4 separate regions of the Homo sapiens genome follow, and regions 1, 3 and 4 are each linked to region 2. A link is a loop called in an ENCODE intact Hi-C map of the cell type or tissue named here. Cell type or tissue: mammary epithelial cell. All regions are shown on one strand. Region 1 overlaps PIR (pirin). Region 2 overlaps ACE2 (angiotensin converting enzyme 2). Region 3 overlaps VEGFD (vascular endothelial growth factor D). Region 4 overlaps ASB11 (ankyrin repeat and SOCS box containing 11).

Evidence for each region. A loop is a pair of places that touch in the nucleus more often than their neighbours do. Peaks named below come from ENCODE experiments on the same cell type or tissue, not always from the same donor. Only the 100,000 strongest peaks of a DNase experiment are listed, where the experiment ranks them.
Region 1: a loop joins it to region 2, with 21 times the contacts of the local background. A loop is called at or near these places in 32 of 110 quality-filtered maps.
Region 3: it touches region 2 in a loop (14-fold over the local background); 41 of 110 quality-filtered maps call a loop at or near these places.
Region 4: it touches region 2 in a loop (11-fold over the local background); 8 of 110 quality-filtered maps call a loop at or near these places.

The regions. Positions count from the first base shown.
Region 1 is chrX:15,468,944-15,473,943 of GRCh38, forward strand. All of the region lies in intron 3 of PIR (pirin), which reads right to left. All of the region lies in intron 2 of PIR-FIGF (PIR-FIGF readthrough), which reads right to left. Among named protein-coding and RNA genes, the nearest start is that of PIR-FIGF, 20 kb to the right of the region's middle. In mammary epithelial cell, a CTCF peak has its summit at 2,249 (motif pointing right); a DNase peak (open chromatin) is centred at 2,268; H3K27ac peaks cover 1,631 bases.
Region 2 is chrX:15,562,882-15,567,881 of GRCh38, forward strand. ACE2 (angiotensin converting enzyme 2) reads right to left here. Exons shown (of 18, transcript NM_001371415.1): 15 at 4,845-4,945; 16 at 3,372-3,488; 17 at 1,143-1,337. Among named protein-coding and RNA genes, the nearest start is that of ACE2, 36 kb to the right of the region's middle. In mammary epithelial cell, CTCF peaks have their summits at 2,544 and 3,574; a DNase peak (open chromatin) is centred at 2,490; H3K27ac peaks cover 433 bases.
Region 3 is chrX:15,346,306-15,351,305 of GRCh38, forward strand. VEGFD (vascular endothelial growth factor D) reads right to left here. Exons shown (of 7, transcript NM_004469.5): 6 at 859-1,054. It overlaps PIR-FIGF (PIR-FIGF readthrough), which reads right to left. Exons shown (of 15, transcript NR_037859.2): 14 at 859-1,054. Among named protein-coding and RNA genes, the nearest start is that of PIGA, 13 kb to the left of the region's middle. In mammary epithelial cell, a CTCF peak has its summit at 2,926 (motif pointing right); a DNase peak (open chromatin) is centred at 2,946.
Region 4 is chrX:15,297,966-15,302,965 of GRCh38, forward strand. It overlaps ASB11 (ankyrin repeat and SOCS box containing 11), which reads right to left. Exons shown (of 7, transcript NM_080873.3): 2 at 4,763-4,842. Among named protein-coding and RNA genes, the nearest start is that of ASB11, 15 kb to the right of the region's middle. RefSeq lists an enhancer at 262-556. In mammary epithelial cell, a CTCF peak has its summit at 2,181 (motif pointing right); no DNase peak of the experiment used is centred here.

The DNA of each region.
Region 1 (5,000 bases), 94 kb before region 2:
AGTATATCACTTATGTGGCTTTCACCAGTTTTTCTATGAATATCCATTTTTGGTTCAGGATCCATGTCATCATGTCCCCTTGGTTTCTTCCATCTGTGACAGTTTCTCACTCTTTCCTTGTTTTTCATGAGCTTGATAATTTTGAAGAGTACTGGTGAAGTATTTTATAGAATACTCCTCAATGGTGGGTGGGGGTGCCAACTTTTAAATTCAGATTGTGAAAGGTAAAAATTATCTACTATGGTCATCATTTCATAAAAGAAAGGCCATTCTAACAACCAAAAAAAGGAAGAATAGCAATATCTGAATAAAGAACAGTCTTTTAAATAAAATAAATTTATCTCTAGGAAAAGGCCCACTACTTTGCTAATCATTCCTCCCTCCCCTTTCTTTTTCTTTCTTTCGTTCTGGCCCACCCAAGATAAAATGTCATTACAAACTCACAAACAGGAAGTCAGGAATCACCTAGAAGGAACACAGTGGTCATTGCTTCCATACCTTCAGGGAGCTACCACTCTAGCAGAAGATAAACCACTAAAATATGCAGACAAGAGAAATGAAAGCTAAAGAGAAGTACAAGCAAATCTAGAAGAAAGATTGATTGTGACAAAGATTCCAGAGGAATGAGGGAGTAATTCGTGGAGGAGGAATCCTCCCAGGTGGGTCTTAAAAAGAAGAAATTTGGGGGAAAAAATTAAGGTAGGGTGGGGAGAAAAGGTATACAGAAAGAGGGAAAAATTAGGTTGTAGTAAGTTATAAGCGACTGAAACATGAATTTATTATCATGTTACTACTAGATCATGAACAGTGTTGCAGCTATAAGAAGTAAGGTAAATGATTGTCCTTAAATAGCCAGGTACAATCAACCTAACCCATTTCCTCATTATACTGGAAGTTCAGAGGACAAGTGAGAGCACTATTTTGGACTTACAGATAGGAAAATTCAGATCCCTGGACCATGAAAGCATAGGTCCCACAGTAAGTGAGTGGCAGAAGGAGTATGGGGTGTTTATTCATAGTTTTATGGTCTATGTCACCTGCACAATCTCATTTCTAATGGTATTAAAAATCTTTTAATCATCTGAATGTGTCAAAGTATTGAGAAAATATCAGATATATAGAAAGGGAACTTTGTTCCAGAAGGAGTGGTAGCAAAAAAGAGTGGACAAATGTGGGCCTGGGATCATATGGGCCCACCAAATCTTGCTCTGTATGGCCTGTGTGAACTTCGCAAGTCACCGCCTCCCTGAACCTTAGTTTCCTCATGTGTAAAATGGGGGAGATAACAATTTTTACTTTTCAAGATTGTTTTGAGGCTTACAGGTAACGTATCAACATATGAAGCTTCTCATATATCAGTAGTTAATACTGTTGCATGGCAAATTTCCTTCAAGTTTAATCCTGTGTAGTCAGGCCTGTGATTCTAAGAGTCTGTTGATTGGATGACTCTGAAGCAGCTTTGTTAATAGTGTGGACAATTTGCATGAAGCTTTTTATCATTTAATGATCTATGTTAATTTACTTTGGACTTATTTCTCGTTTCACTTGAAAAGCTTTATTTTATATTTGGTGATATAAAATAATGTTTTAATGATTGGCTTATAGTCTTTATTACATTTCCCCCCACTCAATTTTTCTTTCTTTCTTTCTTTCTTTCTTTTTTTTTTTTTTTTTTGAGACAGAGTTTCACTCTTGTTGCCCAGGCTGGAGTGCAATGGTGTGATCTCAGCTCACTGCAACCTCCACCTCCTGAGTTCAAGCGAATCTCCTGCCTCAGCCTCCCGAGTAGCTGGGATTACAGGCGCCCACCACCACGCCCAGCTAATTTTTTGTATTTTCAGTAGAGACGGGGTTTCACCATGTTGGCCAGGCTGGTCTTGAACTCCTGACCTCAAGTGATCCACCTGCCTTAGCCTCCAAAAGTGCTGGGATTACAGGCGTGAGCCACCGCGCCCAGCGCACCCCGGCCCCCCACCCCCCCAACACTCAATTTTTCTACTTAAAAACTCTTGGAATGTAGCCTTTAAGACATGAATGGTTTTTGTTTGTAATTGCAATGTGGTGTGGGTAGGATGTATAGGGAAATTTGTTGGGAATTTATTTGGACTACTTTCAAAGAATATTTCAGTTAAATTTCTACTCTCCCTCATGTGACCTACGCTTGTTAACACAGACGAGGCTTTAATTCTTTGCTGTGGGAAGTGGCCTGTGCACTGTAGGAGGTTTGGCAGCATCCCTGGCCTCTACCCACTAGATGGCAGTAGCACTCCCCAGTTGTGACACTCAGAAATGACTACAGAAATTGCAAATGAGTCACTTCTTGGGCTTTTGGCTAAGATCAAATGTAGAAATTGCCATATGACCCAGATGGACAAATCACCTCCAGTTGAGAACCACTGACATAGACAGCACTCCACAAAAAGCAGAACTTTTAGGCTAAAGATGGTTTTATTTTAACGTGATTGTGTTAAGTTGACAGTTTCAGGATGTGAAATATTGTTCATTCATCTATAGCTAGAGATCAAGCTTGGGCTTCGAAGCTTGGGCCTTCCCCAATAATGGCCCAACCTAAAATTTTAGACCCTATAATACTCCTCCACCTCCCATCCTTCCACATCCCATTTGTAAGCCCGATTAGATGACTCACTGTTTCTACTATATCCCCATACCGCGACTTTCACCTTTACCTCCACTATCCAGAGAGTCAAATCTTACTTATTGGTTAAGGCCTTACTAAATGGGCAAATTTTCCCTGAAGCCCTCCCAGATCCTTCTGTTAGAAGGGATAGCTTCTGCCTCAAAACATGAAACTTCTTCAACTATACCCATCTTGTTCCTCCTTAATTATTTTCTAACTTTCATGCAATTTGAAAGTCCTCTGCCTCCACTTCTAAACTCATGAGTGCACTCACTATTTTAATATCCTTTCAGCTAGGCAATGTGTTGTGGAGGAGAAAGTTATGCTTTTGATTTAAGGCACTCCTAAATCTCATGCGCCCCTCTAATGGTGCACAGATGTTTTCTAGAGAAAGTCCTCATCCCCATTACACAATGGCATATATTATTAGCTTATCTGGTTGACAGGAATAGAACACAGGTAAGGTTCACTTTATCTGGAGAGGGCAAACCCAAGTAGGAGGCCTCAGCAAGAGTTCCTGGAGAACAAGTGATCATCAGGACCTTCACTAACCATGAGGGCACAGTTCATCTTTAAATATCTGAATGGCTGGTATGCGAAGAAGAAATTTTGAAAACATGAATTTCTTAAATAATTAACAAATACAACTGAACATTCTAAAGGTACAAAGAGAAAAAAAGGGTTCAGCGAAAACCAATAATCTTGTCCACAACTTTCCCTTGTCACCCGCTAACCTTCCCTAGAGGTCACATTACAAGTTTCTTGGGGATCCTTTCAGAGATAATCCAGGCAAGTCTATGAATAAAGGTGTAAATGGAAACAACCCAAGTGTCCACCAATGGATGACCGGATAACAAAATGTGGTCTATCCATACAATAGAATATCCATACGATACAATAGAATATTAGTCAGGCATATAAAGAAATATATATGCTACAAACTGAATGAACCTTGAAAACATTATGCTAAGTGAAAGAGACCAACCACAAAAGGCCACATACCATATGATTCCTTTTATATAAAATAGTCAGAATAGACAAATAAATAGAGACAGAAAGTGTGGTTCCTAGGAGCTGGAGGAAGGAAGAATGAGAAAAGACTGATAATGAGTTCAGGTTTACTTTCTGGGCTGATGAAAGTGTTCTGGAATCAGCAGTGATGGTTGTGTAATCCTATAAGTACATAAACCACTACTTTTTAAAAAGCTTTGTAAATACATATTTGTACCTGTTATGATGTGTTCATTTTCTCTTTAAACACCATCTTCTTTGGGTACTATAACATGTATTTTGTAATTTTATTTTATTTGCATCAGGATAGTCTGTAGAAATAATCATTCATTATAATAATCCATCTTCCCCACAATAAACTTGGCAATAAGCCATTTAAAAAAGAAAAAAGGCATAGTTTTTGCTTTTTATATAAATGCTACACTATGCCACAAGAATTGTGCACCTTGCCTCTGTCACTTTCCAAATATCATCAAGATTGTTCTATATTAGGACCTATCAAGCCATGTCATTCTCCTTAATGACTGCATGGTAAGCCATGCTATTGGACACATATATTTAAAGTACTGGTTCTCAGCCAGGGGTGATTTTGCCCTCTCTCACACCCCCAGAGGACAGTTGACAATGTCTGGAGACTTTTTTTTATTGTCACAACTGGGTGTAGGCAGATGCAATTGGCACCGAGTGGGTAGAGGCCAAGGACGTTGCTAAACATCCTGCAATGCGTGGAACAGCCCCCCCATAGCAAAGAATTATGCATCCAAAAAGTCACTAGTTGTGGAGGTTAAAAAAAACAATCTAAACAGTTTATGATTGACGAATATTTAAATTGGCTACAATATTTGTCTTTATAGATAATGCTGCATAACATTCCATCTTTCAAATATATAATTTTCTTATAGATAATTTCTAGATATATAATTATTCCTCTACTATTTTGAATACTTTTTTATTTTTATTTATTTATTTATTTATCTATTTTTGAGACAGAGTCTTGCTCGTTGCCCAGGGTGGAGTGCAATGGCGCAATCTTGGCTCACTGCAACCTCCGCCTCCCAGGTTCAAACGATTCTCCTGCCTCAGCTTCCCAAGTAACTGGGATTACAGGCGCCTGCCACCACACCCAGCTAATTTTTGTATTTTTAGTGGAGACAAGGTTTCACCATGTTGGCCAGGCTGGTCTCGAACTCCTGACCTCATGATCCGCCCGCCTCGGCCTCCCAGAGTGCTGGGATTACAGGCGTGAGCCACCGCGCCCAGCCTCTGTTTTTTATTTTTTAAAAACTGTACCAGAATAAACATTTGTTAATAAGCCTTTCTTCTTACTTTGGATTTTTCCCATAAATAGAGT
Region 2 (5,000 bases):
CCTAATATTTTAGATGGAGCTATTTTGGAGAAACGAAAAATCTCTATAGTGAAGAAAATTGAGCAAAATAGACTAGCAAATATAGAGATTCAATCAAGAATATGTTTAAACAAGCTGAGGTGTGCATAGAGTTTTGTTAGGTGCTATAAAATATTAACCTTCATTCCATAAGCCCAGCAAGAGTCAATTTCTTAAGGACAGAAGAAAAACATCTAGTAGCAAAGCAAGACTAGAAATCAGGTCTCTGGTAATTTAAATCCTCAATGAACTTTGATCTTCAGTTCAGGAACAAATTAGAACGTGCCTAACCATGAACTAAGAGAATGACATAGAGTCTGAGCTACCCGGTGAGAAATAAAGCTGAGTAAAGAGTAGCAGTTTGGGCAGGGCACGGTGGCTCACGCCTGTAATCCCAGCACTGGAGGGCGAGGCAGGCGGATTGCTTGAACTCAGGAGTTCAAGAAAAGCTTGGGCAACATGACAAAACCCTGTCTCCACAAAAAATACAAAAATTAGCTGGGTGTGGTGGCACACCCCTGTAGTCCCAGCTACTCAGGAAGCTGAGGTGGGACGATCACTTGAGCCTGGGAAATCGAGGTTGCAGTGAACTATGGTTGCACCACTGCACTCCAGCCTGGGTGACAGAGCAAGACTCTGTCTCAAACAAACAAACAAACAAACAAACAAAAAACCAAGAGTAGCAGTTTCAAAGAAATCTCACAGCCCATTCTTGAACAATTTCACGGTTCAAACCCATCAGCAATCCAGTCTCCAGCAATCCAGTCCCCACTTTTAGACTGAAAAGGATTCAGCAGTGAGAGCAGTGAAAACCATTCCCTGAGCCCACCCATACCTGCTGAGTTTGCAGTGCCTCTTTGTAGGAGGGAAATGACACTGTGGCTGGGATGGAGTTTACTAGGGCATGCTAATAAATCCCAGGCCAGATACTTACTGTGTGGGCTTACTAGGAAGATGAACTGCTGATCTATTAAATTTCTAGGGAATGCATCAGAGTATTTAGTTGCAAAATTGTCCAACTAAGTAATTGGTCTATACAATCTACCACTTACTGAAAATTTTCCAGTTACTGTTCTCTAAATCTTTCTATTTTTGGATAGTTAAGTCTAGGAAAGGCCACTTACTTCTTCCGATCTCTGATCCCAGTGAAGATCAGGATGACAATGCCAACCACTATCACTCCCATCACAACTCCAAAAACAATCAGCCATATGGAAACAGGGGGCTGGTTAGGAGGTCCAAGTGTTGGCTGTATCCCCAGAAACTCTAGGCTGTTGTCATTCAGACGGAAAGCATCATTGATACGGCTCCGGGACATCCTATTTGCAAAAGCAAAAAACAGCAAAGGGGACACTTAGACAAAATAAAATTGTGTGTAGTTATTTACTGTTTATATCATTGTTCCTGAAAGGATATAATAGAGCTTATCATAAGAATATACACCTAGCCAGGCATGGTGGCGCATGTCTGTAGTCCCAGCTACTTGGGAGGCTGAGGCAGGAGAATCGCTTGAACCCGGGAGGCAGAGGTTGCAGTGAGCCGAGATTGTGCCACTGCCCTCTAGCCTAGGTGACAGAGCAAGACTCTGTTTCAAAAAAAAAAAAAAGGAATATACACCTAAAATCATAAGAGCAAAGTAAATAGGTCTAATTAAAGATATAAGTCTTTGACAATTATGCATCTTTCATGCCTTGCAACCTAGATTAGGTTCATCAACAGCTCCATTGGAAAATTGAGTTGTAAGTGTGGAAATGTATAAATGGTTGGCATTTATTCATTTGTGACTGCTGTGTTTAAGGGCAAAGTTATCATATTTGGCAAGAATTTCCCTTCTGTCAGAGTACATCTACAATGACTTTATATCAAATAATGGAAACGGATAATTGGATACACCTCTTCTATTATACAAATGAATCAGGTCCTATGACCAAGTCTCTATAGTAGTATTTTCCAAATAAAAGGTATTGGCATTTGGAGGTAGCACTGGGGAGGCACATAAGAAAGGGACCTTTGCCAGTTTCTTCAGCACTGGGATGGGAAATGGCTTACTTTTATGGAGGCAAAAGGATAAAGATTGTTTAAAGAAAAAAAAAAACAATGATATGGAGAACATTCTGGATCAAAGACCAAAGTGTCTGGCATCTCATCTTCCTACCCTTGGGTATAGCCCAGGTCAGGAGGTCAGAGTCCACCAGAGAGAGAGAGAGAGATCAACGCAGAATTAGTCAGGTAACCCCTGGCAACCTCAGCCAGAAAAGATCTGAAAAGAGTCATCCTGGAAACAGAGAGTCTGAGGTCCCCTGTAGCTTGCAGCTGAGTATCCAGGAAGGCTGAGCTTTTTCATAAAGATCTCAGCCAGAAGTTTTTCCCAAGACAGACACAAGTCTTCTGGAGGAAGTGAGTGAGTCTCTGGGCACAGTTGGGTCATACACTCCAACCAAGCCAGATTTTCTAGGCACACCCTGCCCAGCAGGTCTTAGATCTGCTTCCGAAGTTAAACAGGACTCTGACGCAGCTCGAGAGGGCCACCTAGTGAGCTGCCCAGAAGCAGTAGGTATATTAAGCCTTTTTATAATGACAGGAAACCATCTGCAAGGTCAATCCATTCTTCGCTCCTGCTGTCTGTTGTGGGAAACAATTGAGGCAAATTGGACAAACTGTTTCTTCTAAACATTCATTGCAAGTCCCTCACCTAGCATAGAGGCCAAGCAATATGTAAGGAATCCTGTACTTGCCTACCTTGTTTCAGGATTTGGGCAGTTAAATGAATCCTACATCAAAGTCCTGAGAGCAAATGATGGCAATACCTGTCCACGTCCCTTCTGCACTTACTATTTTCCATGAGTTCTAGCCAGACTTTCTTCAACCAGCACCTGCTCCCCTTTACCAGAGAGCATTCTCAGACCACAAGATCTGCCCTGCCTGCAGGGCTGAAATGCTGGGGAATTAATGCCACCTGGAAGCAGTTCTCAGCCAATAACTGATGGGAGGTGGTAAATAAATACCCCAGCTTCCTCAGCCCTCTGATGGGACAATTCAGGTGCACATTCTACACAGTCTCTCCACATTTCCCAGCAGGACTGAGCTCTAGTTGCCCATAGTGGTAACTTGCTTGATAACATGTAATCTATAGTTTTTCTTCCCTTTTGTAAGAGCCTACATCTGGCGGAACTCAAATCAAGATTATTCCCCTGCTGTGGGATCCTTCTGGAATTACGTGGAGTTTGTAGCATGAGGTAACACATGTAAATGACTCAGAATAATGCTTGGCACACAGGAAGAACACACAAAATACTGGTTATTGTTGTTGTATTTGGTAACCCCCTCACCCTTAGATGAAAGTAAAATGTCACCTGATGGCCTTTTCAACTTCAGTTCTAGGAATGATATCAGACACATTTTTAGGTGCAGTGACAAAGAAATTAAAGGAGATTCTTGGTTTCAAATTAGCCACTCGCACATCCTCCTCCCTGTAGAGAAACAAAACAAACATCTTCACTTGTGGCACAGAGGACACAATCAAGAGAATGAAGACTTCCCCTGCTGGTGAAAAGGAGATTAGAGAGAGAATCACAGGATAGAGAGACATGGGGGAGGGCAAACAATGAGAGGATGTAATTGTCAAAAAAAACATTAATGCTGCCCAAAGCACATGAAATCAACTACATAAAAATTGTGATATCAAGTTTTGGCACTATTTGTTCTGCCTTTATATAAAACCCACATCTTTTTCAATTATAGAAAATTTCCAAACTGAAAACAGCAGGAGAATCAACAAGGAATAATCGGTGGCCCAGGATTGTGGCAAACAATGTGGTGGGCAGAAATGGCTGAGTACCACACACGGATTTACACCCACAACCTGGTCCTACCCAGCAGAAAACGTCGTGTTGCACCCATGGATGAAGGTAATGAGTGGGGTCTACCATATGATGTGACAGGACTGTGCTCTCACAGCTGTCAAGCGATCCTAGCACAAAATAAGGTAGATCATGTGGCTCATAGCCCTTGAGTGACTACTCATCTAACTCAGAATAAAAGCCAAAGTCCTTAGAATGGCCTTCAAGGCCCACATGACCTTTTGTCTCTCCCTCCTTCCTCTATGCCCTAACATCGTCCTGGCCATGTCTCCACTTGTCTTCTAATCTGCTCCAGCCACACTGGCCTCCTTGCTGTTCCTTTAACAGGCTGAGGATATTCCTTCCTCAGGGTCTGCACCTGCTGTTTCCCCCAGCTGAGACACTTTCCCCATTGTCTGCATTGCTGGCTCTCGCTCTCGCTCTCTCGCTCTCTCGCTCTCTCTCTCCCTCTCTCCTGCTTCATATACTTGTTCAAGTATTAGTGACGTCTTTTCTGACCATTTTGGTTAAAATTGACCTACCCCCTGCCCAACACACACACACACACACCAGCCCTCCCCAGACCCTTTTATATTTTTCTCCTAGCACTTAGTACCTTGTAACTCTATATTTCACTTACATATTACACACATAGACACATACACAACATACATACTAGAATATAGGTCAATGAAGGCAGGAAGTTCTGCCTTTTTTTTCTTTCAGTGCTGAGGGTGTATGAGAGCATTCTGAGAAGAGAGTGACAGCTGTTTAGTAAGAACAATACTCTTGCAATTTACCAGTCAAATAAGGCACGATCAGCCCTCTATGGAGTCACCCAAATTCCACAATACCAAAGAAGTATAAGTTACTAGGAGATTTTTATCAATTTCACTTGAAGAAAAGTTTAGGCAGAGTATCTCCTCAGACTCAAGAGTAAGAGAAATCCTAGTTGGAGTAATTTGAGAACCCAGCAAATCAACTCACCCAAAAAGAATCATCTGATTTTTTACTTTTAAAAAGTACTGCCTCATAGCATATGCAACAGATGATCGGAACAGGTACATTTCATTGTCGTTCCATTCATACTGCAAATTCAGAAGAAAGACACTGCTCAGAGGGACTCGTAAGACACATTTATAA
Region 3 (5,000 bases), 220 kb before region 2:
ATTCAAAAGAATAACTCTGCTCTGATTTGATTAAGTTTTCCAGACATGTATTTAAAATGTCAGTATAAAATCCTGCATGGTTATCCCACATGGATTCAAAATCTACTGAAGTGAATCAGTAACCTCCAAGTGTTCTATTCATGAATAAATTACTTGCTATATAAATCCAATGATATTCCCTCCATTAAAGAAAAAAACAAACATATATAGACATAAACAATGAGAGATTGAACTAAACAGGTTGATGATCTGAAACCTCCCCTTCCTAAAATATTATTATTAAGCAATATCCTAATAACTGCTTAAATTTTACCAATTTCATTGTTGTTTAAGAGCTCTAAACCCCGGGTGGGCGCGGTGGCTCATGCCTGTAATCCCAGCACTTTGGGAGGCCGAGACGGGTGGATCATGAGGTCAGGAGATCAAGACTATCCTGGCCAACATGGTGAAACCCCGTCTCTACTGAAATACAAAAATTAGCTGGGTGTGGTGGCACGTGCCTGTAATCCCAGCTACTTGGGAGGCTGAGGCAGGAGACTCCCTTGAACCAGAGAGACGGAGGTTGCAGTGAGCCCAGATCACGCCACTGCACTCCAGCCTGGAGACAGAGCGAGACTCCGTCTAAAAAAAAAAAGCTCTACACACATAATAACAGGCAGGATTGATTTTCTTATTTTCATGATTAATCATGACTCGGTATACTCTTGCTTATTCCTTAGCTGCTAAACCTCTGTTCTATTATCCAAAAGGGACTCAGGCACCAAGGGGAAAAATTAGCTTACTAAGGAATCCCACCAAATTAAAATGGCATCTACGTTAAATGTCATGAGTAAAGGCAAGACAACTCAAGGCATTTACCTGCAGGTGTCTGGGTGAAATAGCTTGTGCTTCTGGCAGCAGGTCTCCAGACTTTCTTTGCACTCAAAGCAACTGCAGTTTTTGGGGTGCTGGATTAGATCTTTGGGACATGGTGTTTTACAGACACACTCGCAACGATCTTCGTCAAACATCATGTGTGGCCCACAGAGAGCTGGTTCCTGGAGATGAGAGTGGTCTAAAGAGAAACAGAAACGTGTTGGTCAGATAGTTGTAGTGTGGCAATTGGATCACCAAAGTTGATTGTATCTTTTATGTCATCCGTAAGTAACTTGGATTCACCCAATCTCCTTCCTATAGATTTATGCCCCTAATTTTTTCACAGGGTGAGGAAGATTAACCTCTGATTTCACAATACAAACACAGGTTTGTGTGTTTTCTTAGGTTTGTGATTTTTAAAATATCATAAGCTGAATATTTTTCATAAAATATTTTTAGAGATTTTTATGTTGATGACTTGTTTAGAATGCAAACTTCCACAACCAAGTATTAGTAATAAAATATAGGATGTCTAAGGGTTATGAATCTAGCTGTCTCCATTTTTTGGTGGAGATTAAAAGGAGAGACACACAAAATAATTGGTGTTGTAGAAATACACCTCAGACATTCCAGGCCAGGCGTAGCAATAGCAATGCATGTCCTCACTGCAGATCATAACACTAGTATAAAAGATATAGGAGTAATAATGAACTTTGATTCCACCAACATCTGCTGGAAGATACATTCAAGTAAAGGGGAGGGTCTGAGAAGTTTTTGACATACTCATCTGACAAATATTTCTTCTAGAAGGTGTATAAAACAATTGAATAGCTACTACTCCAAATCCATTTCTGATTAACAAGTTGAAATTCATTGCAAAATAAATGGAAGAGACAGAAACTTTGGAAGAACTTGACTCTGTCCCTTTAGCATTCTTGAAGGTTTTGGAGGGACGTACATGTTTAGTAGTTTTCTCCCCAAATCTGCTTCTCTCCCAGTTTGCCTCATTTAGGGAATGGTGACATCATTCTTGACTCACCTGCTCTGGTAAGTCTGAGCATCATGTCCACTCAGTTCTGCCTCTCTAAATTTGTTCTTTATTTTCCATCCCCACTACCACTCCCACAATTCAGTCTGTACCTTGTGTTTCTTTTGTAGATGGCTGTCGCTCTGTCACTCATCTCACCACCACAAGTTTTATCCCTCCAACCTATTCTTCTTCACATGATTAACAAATGCAAACCAAATCACTTCATTCCACTGCTTTGAATGCATTAAAAGGTTCCCTTCCCACAATAAAAACCAATTTTCCCACCAGGACATACAAGGCCCTCCATGAACTGGATCATAGTAACCTCACAGACTCATCTTCTGTTTCTTGCTTTCATATATCCTGTGTGTTCCATTTATACCAAATGACAGCACTTTCTGTTGCCCTGATATTCCAGTGCCTCCCAGTCCCATGCCTTTGGCCTTGTCTTTCCTTCTGCCATCCCTTTTCCCTGACATCTTTCCCAATGTCTGCAGGTTTAGCTAAGTGTCCTTATCCTGTGCATATTGCTGTCCGATTCTTTCTTGCACTGATTACATTTGTCTGTTTACTTGTATGTTTCCCCCATTAAGTAAAATGTCCTGAAGGAGAAGGAGCAGGTCTCATTGTTCTGATATAAAATAGGCACTCGATGGATGTTTGTTGGGTTTATTTGGTGTAATAAAAGGGTCCTGAAGCAGGCCGATGTATGGAGCTTCTGGGAATCCCATCCAGCATTCCAAGCCATTGGGTTAAACCATATGTTCTTGCCAATATCTGACTTTAATGACATATCAAAATGAGAATCTCGTGCGGTTCAACTTTATAGTTTAAACTTTTCTGTAATGCACGACGTTTGAGAATGGGTGCTGGAAGGCTAAATCTGAGAAGTCTCCATTTTGAACTTTGTGGAGAGGGAAAATGTGAGCTCTGTAAGTCATATGCCAGTGAGGCAGATGCCGCTTTGGGGTAAGACAAGAGTAACTTGTTAAAGGATAAAGAGGCTTTTTAAAAATTCGCAATGATCACTAGGTGGCAGCAGAAGTTCACTAAGAATACTTCAGACAGGCCCAAGGCCATTGTTGGACAGGGTTGTTCAGGGAAACACAATCCACAAGGTGTTTGCAGAACTTCAGCAGGCTGTTTGGCAGAGTCTGTGCTCACATCCTTATAGCCAAGTTAAAAGAAACAAAAACTGGATGCAAGAGAACTGGTGGTGGAACAGCAAGTAGCTGAGGGTGATATCTTGAAGTATTATGTATTGATTTCCGTCCCTAGAGAGTCTGATGATATGTTCTGTTCTCAGCTTTGTTCCTTTTACCATTTTTATCAATAAACTGATAGAATTTTTTCAAAATAAATTCTTGAAATTGTAGCTCTCTTCAAGAAGGAAGGGATATATTAAGTATTTTAAAATACAGAATTGGGACCTCCTCAATTTATTCTTTTGTGTGTGTGTGTGTTTGTGTATATCGTTTGTTTTAACAATTTAGAGCAATGACCTGACTCTAACAAGACTCAATTAAATTAGACTTGGATTCACTAACCTAAATGTGCTCATCTGGGCAAGAGAAGTCACTGTAGAAAAGGCAGTTGGCTTAACAGTCACATGTGCGGAAAAAAAGTATAGTGAGCAGTAAGCTCAGTAAATCCCATCAATTTGATGGGGCCACTGGAGAAATGAATGTGAACTTGATCCACATTGGGGACTTATAGGAGATGAGAATGAGAAACAATTGTGATCCAGTCCACCCTGCGCCTCTCACTTACATCATTGCTACAACTTCCCAAAAGGTTTCCTGCCTCCTTCCCTGCCCCGAGTCAACACATCCTCTTCTACACTGTTGCTGATATGATTTTGTTAAAATTCTAATGGGTACTGTCACTCTCCTGCTTTAGCCAGTTGTGTGGTTTCCCTTTGTCCTTAGTATCACATCCAAGCTCCCATGCAAGAATTACAAGGTCCTTCTGCTTTGCCCCTGTGAGCCTGTCCAGCTTCTTCTCTCACATCTAACCAGCCCCTTCCCCATTATGTCCCCACCCATTATATCCCCACCATGCTGAACTTCTTCCAGTATGTTCTCTCACCTCCAGCCCTGAGTGCTCATATACCCGCTGCTTAGAACAGCACTTCTCTTCTTCCCTATTCTTCTTACCACCCTCTACACACGTGTACTGGCTGAGTGCCTTCCCAAGAATTATCTCCAGCAGAAATAAGCTGCCTCTCCTAAGGCTACATCCCCTCTCCAAGGCAGCCAATGAACGGTCTACAGGGCTCAGCCTCTTCACCTAGATTTAAGACTTACCCCCGCAGGGGTTCCCAGCTTCAACTTCCCATTGGCTTAGGCTGATGCCTCTTAGCAACTGCGCTGTGGTCTGCTGCCTCTCTCTTTACCCTTTAATGCCTTGTGCCTGCCTACAAACCTCCTCCGTACAAAACTGTCTCAGAGGCTTTGTGCCAGGAAATCCTCAGCTAGAGCCTTTAAGCTCTAAGTATATTGCCCTTCCCACAGTAACTTACTTTCTTTCTCTTTCTTTCTTTCTATCCTTCCTTCCTTCCTTTCTTTTTCTTTCTTTTCTTTCTTTCTTTCTCTCTCTTTCTTTTCTTTTCTTTCTTTCTTTCTCTCTCTCTCTCTTTCTTTTCTTTTCTTTTTCTCTTTCTCTCTTTCTTTCTTTCTTTCTTTTTTTGGAGGCAGAGTCTCACTCTGTCATCCAGGCCCGAGTGCGGTGGCATGACCTCGGCTCACTGCAACCTCTGCCTCCCAGGTTCAAGAGATTCTCATGCCTCAGCCTCCTGAGTAGCTGGGACTACAGGCGCACATCACCATGCCCAGCTATTTTTTTTTTTTTTTTTTTTTTTTTTTTTTTTTTTTTAGTAGTAGTAGAGATGGGATTTCGCCATGTTGGCCCGGCTGGTTTTCTTTTTTTTTTTTTTCTTTTTTTGAGACGGAGTCTCGCTCTGTTGCCCAGGCTGGAGTGCAGTGGCGGGATCTCGGCTCACTGCAAGCTCCGCCTCCCGGGTTCACGCCATTCTCCTGCCTCAGCCTCCCAAGTAGCTGGGACTACAGGCGCCCGCCACTACGCCCGGCTAATTTTTTTTTTGTATTTTTAGTAG
Region 4 (5,000 bases), 260 kb before region 2:
GCCTAAAGACAGCATGACAGCCTCACATTCATTTATCCAAAAGAATGTTAATTCTGCATTCTGGAGCAGGTAATGTACTAGGACCTGGGTCTTCAAAACTTATGACATGGGTCTCTCTTCTCCCAGAGCCTACTGGGGAGGCAGAAATGAAAGACAAAAGAGCAAGAATATTGCTATACTGGAAGCATGTCCAAAATTAGTTTGGGAGCATAGGATATCCTTGAATCTGGCTTGGGGAGTAAGAAAAACCTTGCAAATGAGGTAGTATTTAGCTAAGACTTGAAGCATAAAATGTTTCAAGCTGTGAAGACCAAGAAAGAGTATGCCATTAGGAGAGAATAGAAACTGCAAATTCAGGAAGCAACAGGAAGTTATTTCCTGTTGCTTCCTGTTGCTTCCTGTGGCAGGGCCACAGTCGGATTTCTGGAACAGAAAGAACCCACAGAAAGTAGAAGCAGGAGATGGGAGGAGACAAAGGAGGACAGTAAGCTGGAGCTAGGTCATGAAAGGCCTTGATTTCCAAACAAGGAGGGCATGTCTTAGAGGAAATGGAGCACCTATGAAGTCTGCTAGGCTGCGGAGGGTCTGGAGCTAATAGATTAGCCTTTTTAGAAGCTTACTGGTAGCAGCATGGAGGGTTGATTGCAGGAGTAGGGATGTAAGACCAAAGCAAGGAGAGCCACAGAGATGTCACTATGAGTCTAGGAACAGGCTGGCATGGGCCTGCTGTGGCTGTGAATAACAGTAGGTATGAGGTATAGATGATGGAGTGCAGACAAGTTCAGGAGGTCGAGCTGGATCTGAAACAAAACAATAACTCCCAGGCTTAAGAGTAAGTAGACTGTGCTCCTAGGATTCATGTGCTGTGGAGTAGCAGCACTGCTTCAGCCATGACTCCACTGTGTGCAGAGGTCTCTGAAGTCCTAGAGTCCGGGGCCAGCGGACTTCTCCTAACCTTCATCTCCTCACCCAGGTATGAGTGCCTCCACCCTGTCCTAACACATTCTCCCTCCCCATACTACCATGTGTCCCCTTCCTTGTCCTGGACTCCATGTGACAGATGACAAGGTCAGCCTAGCTGCTGGACAACTCTGACTTCATAACCTGATTTTAACAACTTGGCTCTTACCATTTCCCTCCCTCTGATGATCACGTTCTATCTGCAAAAGTGTTGACAAAAACAGTCAAACTATAAAATATTTGAAGAGATTTATTCTGAGCCAAATATAAGTGACCAATGGCCTGTGACAAGCTCTCAGGAGATCCAGAGAACATGTGCCCAGGGTAGTCAGGGCACAGCCTAGTTTTATACATTTTAGGGAAACATGAGACATCAATCAAATACATGTAAAATGTACATTTGTTTGGCCTGGGAAGGTTGGACAACTCAAAGTGGGGGCCTGGGGCTCCAGATTATAGACAGATTGAAAATTTTTCTGATTGGCAATTGGTTGAAAGAGTTATTATCAATAGAAATGTCTGTCTGGGTTACAATAAGGGGTTGTGGAGACAAAAGTTTTATCATGTGGATGAAGCCTCCAGGTAGCAGGCTTCAGAGAGAATAGATTGTAAATGTTTCTTATCAGACTTAAGGTCTGTGTTGATGTTAAATTCTGGTCATCTTTTCCTGAGTTCCAAAAGGGAGGAGGGTATAATGAGGCATGTTCAACCCCCCTTTCCTGTCATGGCCTGAACCAGTTTTTCAGGTTAGTTTTGGAATGCCCTGGCTGAGAGGAGGGGTACATTCAGATGGTTGGAGAGGGGGTGCTTAGAATTTTATTTTTGATTTATAAAAGGAATTAGGTCCCTGGTCTGTCCTTCCCAGCCGAGTCCTGCTTTTGATCCTATGCCTTGTAACTGACCAACTGAAAGCTTCCAAAACCCAATGCCATGACCCTGAACCCCGAACTCCTACTTACACGGCCACCATCTCCTGCCAGATCTCTGGCTGCATCCTTGCTGTGGCCAGCAGCTGTGATTTCCCAGAATTGTCCCTTCATCATAAGGCCTCTTTTTGACTCCTGAATTCTGTCTATTTTCATGTCCTGAATATGACATCATTACTCTAGATCTGTGCTACATATTTCAAACTGGGCATCTAATAAGAGTTAGAAAAAGTCTTTTCATTTTTCTTTTCCTTTTGAGAAAATAAGAAAAAACAGACTAGTCCACAAGGTGGCAGAAGTGTGCTAGAAAAAACTGTTACGGTGCAAAATCTCAGAATCCCTGAAATTGTAGAAATGTGATGCTGGAAAGGCCTGAAAGATCATCTAGAGTGGATCACCTCAATTGTGCATGAGAAAATGGAGGAGTAGAATGTTCAAATACTTTTTAAGACTGGTTGTCAGTGACAGCCAGCAGTGTAACCAAGAGCTCCTGAATCTTGGTTTAATGTTTTACTCACATTTACTCACATTAGCTTAATGTTTTACTCATATCGGTTTAATGTTTTACTCACATCGATCATATTATCTAAATGTAAAATAAAGTTTATAAAAGTAGACAAATACATTTTTTAACAGTGTATAAGAGTAAAGAAGTAGGGGTGTAAAAGAAAAAGTTGAACTTTTGTATAAAGAATGCCCCCTTACACATTTAACCATATTATTGAAGCTAATATGCTTATTAAGTATAGTTAGTGCAATGTGGGATCCTGGAACAGAAATAGGACATGAGAGGAAAAACTGGTGAAATCACAATAGTGTGCAGTTTAGTCAGTGGTATTGTATCAATGTTAACTTCGTATTTTTGACTAATGTACCATAGCTATGTAAGATGTCAATATTAAAGGAAGTTGGGTGAAGGGTACAGTGTATATGGGAACTGTCTGTATCCTTTTCAACTCTTCTTTAAAATTATACAAAAATTTAAAAAGCCTATTAAAAATATACCAATGAAAGTATTGAGGTGGGAGACTGAGAGAGAAGAGGTGGGTGGGAGACTGAGAGAGAAGAGGTGGGTGCAAGACGTTTCATTGTGCACCTTTTTAATTTTATTTATTTATTTATTTTATTGAGACAGAGTTTCACTCTTTCACCCAGGCTGGAGTGAAGTGACGCGATCTCGGTTCACTGCAACCTCCACCCCGCCAGGTTCAAACGATTTTCCTGCCTCAGCCTCCCAAGTAGCTGGGATTATAGGCGCCCACCACCACGCCTGGCTAATTTTTGTACTTTTAGTACAGATGGGGTTTCACCATGTTGCCCAGGCTGGTCTCGAACTCCTGACCTCAGGTGATCCACCCACCTTGGCCTCCTAAAGTGCTAGGATTACAGGCGTGAGCCACCACATCCGGCCAGTCCACCTTTTTAAATAATTGTAATTTTTGAACTATGTGAATATATTACCTATTAAAAATAATCAAATCACATCCAATTTAAAGTACTTAAAAATAAATAAGCAAGTGATAAAATCAGGTACAAAGTTCATTTGATCATTGCTGGCAGTGCTGATTTCCATTTACCTCTACTTTTTAAGAAGTAACACAACTCATAAAGGAGAAATCAAAAAACAAATAAATGAAAAATACATACACATGCACACACAGACAGAGAGAGAGAGACAGAGAGAGAGAGAGAAAGAAAAAGAGAGAGAGAGAGCAGTGCACCCAGTGGTTTAAATTCAAAGTAGCAAGAAAGCCAGATGATTGCCTAGTTGTGGAAGAAAGACATGATGGCTTACCTCCTCTGTATAAATGTAGACCCTAAAACATACAAAGCAAATGGAGCCTGCACACTTTCATTCATTCATTTCACAAATACTTACCAGGCCCCTACTCATTTTTCAAGGTGCTGGGGATGTAGTCATAAATATAAATAAAGTAGCCTTCATAACTAAGACTTCAATAAATGTTCCCTGGGGAGTCAGATTTACCCATTGTCAACCTATTTTAATGCTTGTTCTTAAAATAGTGTATCATTGGGATAGGCAGCCTCTAAGATAGCACCCAGTAATCCTGGAATCCAGGTATTGCCTCCCTTGTATAATCCCTGCCCCTTGAGTGTGGGCTGGACTTGTTGACTCACACCTAATGAGTAGAATATGGCAGAAGTGACAGAATGTCACTTCGGAGATGAGGTTATAAAACAACTGTGACTTCCTTCTTAGGTACCTCTTGCACTCTCTCTGAGAGAAGCCAGCTGCCATCTCATGACACAGCCCTGTGGAGAGGCTCATGTGGCAAGGAATTGAGGTTTCCCAACAACCACGTGAGTGAGTTTGAAAGCAGATCCTGCCCGCCTTGAGCCATGAGATGACTGCAGCCCTGGCTGACACGTGGCAGCCTGTGAGAGACCCAGAGCCAGAATCACCTAGCTAAGCTGCTCCCTGGCCCACAGAAACCATGAAAATCCAAGTTTCTGTTGTTTTCAGCCATTATGCTTTGAGGTCATTTTTTAGGCAGCAATAGCTGACTAACTTAGCTTCAGGACTGCTGGTGCTAATGCATGCTGGAAGAGCATGAGGTGAGTTAGTGCAACAAACATTTGAGAGCATTCTCTATCATTCCTCATAGGGAAACTTCTTATGAGGTAAAGGAAGGCCCAGAGGAAAAGGAGGGAACTGGGCTGAAAATGAAGGAGCTCTCCAGGAAAGGAGAGGCAGGAGGAGGAGAGGCAGTGAGGTATGAGAGGACATACGTGCCTCGAATGGCAATGGTGGGACCTGGATAGGGTGAGCCACACCTCTGCTACAGCCAAAGCTAATAAAGAATGATGTGTAATTATAGCATAAGCATGAAGGATCAAGTCTTCAGTTCACTTACTTGTGCAATTAAAGTTTTAAGGGCCAGTAAGCGCCCCTGAGCTGCAGCTTCATGAAGTGGGGATCGATCAGCCCAGCAATCTGAAACACAAATCAAGCTCAAAGTCAAGGCCTGGAGACTTCTTCCTGTAACTTGTCCATGCTGCCCACCCACTGTGAGAGGAGGTTTGGGGGAAGAGGAGGGAAGAGGAGGGAAGCAGGTATCACGCATCAGGCTCTCTCGTCAGCCACTTTCAGGG